Linked DNA regions of Homo sapiens: region 2 is linked to region 1. Evidence: chromatin loops called from intact Hi-C (ENCODE). Cell type or tissue: heart left ventricle. All regions are shown on one strand.

Region 1 (2,500 bases):
TAGCTATTATTAGTAGAATAGTATCTATAACTTTTATTTTTTGGCACAAATTAACAATTTAACAAAAACCAGACATTATTTTTGTTGGTGCTTTACCGGAAACATTGCTGTTTTCTAATGACTTCTGGTAGTAGTTTGTCATTATTTTTTATTTTAGGTTTTATTTTGTGTAAAAGGACTAAGTGAGATGGGTGTTTGCAATTTTTTTCTTTCCAACTGACTAGCTAGTCAATGCTCCTTTGGACCCCAGCCCACCGCCCTGAAAAAAAGGAAAAAGAACAAATTGAGAACTTATGAAACCACAACCCAGAAACCTGAATGTTTTTCATTTTAACTTTTCTTGGAAAAATTTGATGAAAAGCCTGTGCTGTGGTTTTAAACGGCATTGGGATGCCCGTCTCCTGTCCTTACCCCTAAGCTTCTGAACGTGATTTATATTTCCCTATTTTAAGCTAGTGCAGATTTATGAGACTTTAAACACCATGGTTGGAGTTACTGGAGGTTTAAAGAGATTAAGCAGGTCCAGTAGCACCTGGAGGTGTATAAGTTGTTTAAAAGATTTATCGGCATTCCCATGTTAAAATTCACTTCTCAAGGATTCTCATATCCTGGATCTGAATCTATTTTGGGCAGAGGAGTAAATTTTTAGGATGTTTCATAAATGGAGGAAAAAACCCATCCCTCTATCGCTTCTTGCTTTGTTTTTTGGGCTGTGCCTCTGCCCCCTCACCTCTCTATCTTGCATGTCTAGCTAGTTCTGTCTCTGGGGTTTCCCTTCTCTCTGTTCCTGTCCTCTCTCAAGCGGTTGATCTCTTAGTGTTTCTCTGTGTTCACAAACTCAGCCTTTGACCCAGGAACCTAACAACAGCCAGAGGGAGCCTGAAGCTTTCTTGCCTGCCCTTGGCTCCTTGTGGTCCAGGGAGGGCTGCGGTGGTGGGAATGCCTGACACAGGGTAAAAAATCTCTGTGTTTACACCAGGGGGAGCAATGACTCCGTGGCTGAGAGGGGCTGGCTAGAGTCTGGAGTTTCCAAATGTCCATTCAAAGCAAGACACAATTCCTAGGTAGTTAAATTTAGGAGACTCTGTATTGAATGACCTTGAAAATAGGTTCAGGGCACAACATGGGCACACCGCTTTGTCATATTCTACAAATACTGGGGAGAGCCAACATTCTTCTCATTGCCAATAATTATGCTCATCAGCCTCCACGTCTTGCCTCTCACGTTTCTTCCATGTCCCAGCTCTGCCCACCCTGTCAAATCAGTGTGGATGTAGGGAACATGAACACATTTTAATATCAGCCTAAACCAGACATCACTGGGAAGGAAATTGGAGAAACCATTCCAAAGTCAAGTAAAAATAGCTTGTGAATATGTACTCCATGGTTCCATTTATGTGAAACCCTACAAAAGACAAATCTAATCTACAGTGACAGAAAGCAGACTGGTGGTTGCTTGGGACTAAGGTGGGGGCAGATTGGCTGAGATGGCACAAGAAAACTTTTTGTGATGTTGAAAGTATGCTATGCCTTGATTGTAGTGATGGTCGGACAGTTATATAAAGTTGTAAACACTCACTAAAATGTACAATGAAAATGAGTGTGAACTATACCTTGGTTTTTAAATGTCTCTGTTGTACATTCACACCAGCCTTTACCTCCATTAGCATAGACAATAGGAAGCTGTGTGTGAATCTTAGAATGCTCCCCAATCCAGGAGTGGTTGTTCAACCAGCCTATGCTGTGTGTCTATAGAGGGCACGGATAATCCAAAGCAGCAGATGAAACACCTAATTAGTTCTAATTGACTCTGGACTTTTTCTGTGCATTTGCCTTCCCTGAGTACAACCTGACTGACAGGAGCGGGGAGAGTAGGCAGCCAAGAAATGTGGCAGGGGAGGCCAGATTAAACAATTACAAGGGAGGGACAACAAAAGGGTGACTGACCACGCAGATGATAAAGAATTGTTGACTTTGTAATGTGAACTCATATTGTGCAAAGCAATTGGTGAGGTGGAGCAGATGTGCATTAGAAACGAAACCAACCACCCGGAATGGTCATGGTCTCTGGATAACAGGGGAGCTTCATCGACTCCATCTTTTCCACATCTCTAATTAAAATTTTGATATTACTTAAGTCAGGCACACTGCTCTATTCATTCCGACATCTGAATATCCATTTTAAAGTGGGCTAGGCTCACCCAGAGGATGATATAACTAGATTAAGAGATGGTGTGAGGGTTTAGAACATTGGATTTTTTGTCCCTGTTTGTGTGACCTTCTGGAAAATCTCTTGTTTCATTTATTTTTTTCTTTATTCCCTTATTCAATAAAATTATTGAGCACCTATTATAAACCAGGCTGTTTGCCAGACATTGTTGACATATTGCTATAGGCGTCATTTTCCTCATTTGTAAATGCTCATTCTGGGATCCCTTGACTATCCTGACCACTGTGCTAATGGTAGGTAGTGATGAGGTCAGGCTCTGAGACCTTCAAT
Region 2 (2,500 bases), 540 kb after region 1:
TCCACCGCCCTCGGCCTCCCGAAATGCTGGGATTACAGTCACGAGCCACTGCGCCCAGCCCAGAACTTATTTTTTAGACAATCATTTAGCTCTCTCTGCTTAAGGCACTATCCTAGGTGCTTTAATACTATCTCATTTAATCTTCACAACAAGCTGTGAAGTAGATACTGTCATTATCCCCATTTGACAGATGAAGAAATTGAGACAAAGAGGTGAAGTAACTTGCTCCTGGTCACACAGTTGGTGAGGAGCTGCAGAGCCCATGCCCTAAACGAGGCTATGCTGCCTTGGAGAATGGAGCAGAGACACAGAGGTGCACAAATGGAAGCTCTGAAATGACAACAGGAGAATTCTTCAGGGGTCCTGTCCTCACTCTCTGGATGCCATTGGGAAACCATCACAGAATAACTGTGTCTTTTCCATAACATGAGGAAGCTCAAAGGGACAATCTAGCTCACACAGTTTATACAAGAAGGAGGTTCAGTTAATCCCCAAATATTAATCATGTAAAAATAGACCTAAATGAAAATGATCATTTCTGGTGAACGTGAGAACTTTGAAAATGCAGATGGAGTTACAAAGAGTGGTTACGAAATGTCCCTTATGTATGTAGCGGTCCATGCTGGAAAGAAGCCAGCACAGCTATCACTGTGGAGCTGGAGGAAAGTGAGGACAGGAGGAGCTCCTTCTGCCCCTCTGGGAAGCATTGCGGAGGGTGAAGGAGGCCGTGTCCACCCAGGGATTGGTCAGCAGGGGAACAGGCCCCACTGGGAATGGCCAGGACCCAGAAAGGAGAGAGACTGGGAAAGTAAGGACAAGGAGTTGGATGGTGACTCAGCAGCAGGCACTTGGAGGGAAGCCAGGCAGACAATTAGCATCAAGAAGGCTTAGCAGGCCTTAGGCAGGGTTCTAGGGAATTAGGCAGAGAAAATATCTGAGAGCTCCTGGGAAGGGGGCCAAGACTTAGGCATGAAAGGCCAGACAGGGACTCGCTGCTGGAGTGGGAGCATACAGTGAGGGGAGTAAGATGAGAGAAGATTCCAGAAGCAGGGGTACAAGATCAGAGAAGAATCAAAAACATAACCTGAATGCATGCCGAGATTCTGTGCTGCCTACTCAGCTCCCAGCATCTCCCTGAGTAGGAATAACTTTGGTCTTAGAATCTTACCCTACAGCATCCCTGGAGGAGAGGATGGGAGGGACTGTTGCAGGAGCAGCTCTGCCTGACCCCTCAAACCATTTCCCCAGCACCCTCCCTTGTTGGCCATTCTTTGGAATTCGCTTCTTGCCAGGGTAGGGACCTGGTGTAGTATATCTTTTTGATCAAGCCATTGAGGTGAAGTGAACCAGGATATTCATCATCTATTTGAACCATAATGGCTTTTGGGCTGTATCTAAAGCTTGAGCCCGGTTGTCTACAACGTGTGAGCATGGAAGAAATTGCCCATTGATCTTGTTTCCACTTCTTCCTTTGGCTGGACTAGGCAGCCTACAGGAGGCAAACACTGCCATCTAGTGGCGTATCTAGGCTTCTCGCCAGGAACTGTGTCTTGAATTGTAGAGAGACAGAAGCCTGATTTTTATCCTCTCCCGTCCAGCCCATGGGTCTGATTGTAACCCACCCTAGAGGGAAGTGGGTCTTGTATCTGGGTGCCATGCTGGGCTGTTTGCAACTAGAGCTTCAGGCCCCTTCTGCTCTAACAGTCTGCAAAAGGACTACACTCATCCCTGGATTCAACCATGTTGCCCTGAAAGGGCTGCAAGTTGCATCCCCAGCTATGTGTGAGCTTGGCCTCAAGAAGCAACCCTGAGCCCCTGGCGTGGTCGCAGAGGAGCAGCTCTACTGAGGTGCAGAAGCTCAGTGATAGAGAGTCTCTCAGTTAGAAAGAATTTCAGTCATCTAGGCCGGCATTCTACAGAGTCCATTAGCGAGGTGGAATCAAATTAGTGGGATGTCAACAGCAATAGAGAAAAACATAAAATAGAATGTCAGAGTGGAGCTTGTGTTTCAGTGATAAATCTATTCACATGTAGTGTTCCCTGGTCAAAATATGAAGTGTATTTCTTACAGAGCACTTTGGAATCTGAATCCCAGCACTTTGGGAGACTGAAGCGGGAGGATCAGTTGAGCCCAGGAGTTCAAGAAAAACATAGTGAGACCATGTCGCTACAAAAATAAAAATAAAAATTAGCTGAGTGTGGTGGTACACACCTGTACCACCTACTGGGTACACACCGGTCCCAGCTACTCAGCAGGCTGAGGTGGGAGGATCACTTGAGCCAGAGAGGTAGAAACTGCAGTGAGCCAAGATTGCACCACTGCATTCCAGCCTGGGTTTCAGAATGAGACCCTGTCTGGGGGCAGTGGAAGGCATTCCCAGGCCCTAACCCAGGCCTACTGAATCATGATGTGTGATTGAGGGGTGGAGCAAGAGAAGGAACTGCTAGGGAATCTCCATTTTATTAGCTCTCCACATGATTTTTATGTATACTCAATGCC

The links. A loop is a pair of places that touch in the nucleus more often than their neighbours do. Peaks named below come from ENCODE experiments on the same cell type or tissue, not always from the same donor. Only the 100,000 strongest peaks of a DNase experiment are listed, where the experiment ranks them.
Region 2: a loop joins it to region 1, with 4 times the contacts of the local background. A loop is called at or near these places in 28 of 110 quality-filtered maps.

What each region holds. Positions count from the first base shown.
Region 1 is chr3:124,015,746-124,018,245 of GRCh38, forward strand. No RefSeq gene overlaps it. Among named protein-coding and RNA genes, the nearest start is that of KALRN, 16 kb to the right of the region's middle. In heart left ventricle, a CTCF peak has its summit at 976 (motif pointing right); no DNase peak of the experiment used is centred here.
Region 2 is chr3:124,558,519-124,561,018 of GRCh38, forward strand. The region is part of intron 33 of KALRN (kalirin RhoGEF kinase); the gene reads left to right. All of the region lies in intron 2 of LOC105374076 (a long non-coding RNA gene), which reads right to left. Among named protein-coding and RNA genes, the nearest start is that of UMPS, 170 kb to the right of the region's middle. In heart left ventricle, CTCF peaks have their summits at 1,528 (motif pointing left) and 1,740; a DNase peak (open chromatin) is centred at 823; H3K27ac peaks cover 489 bases.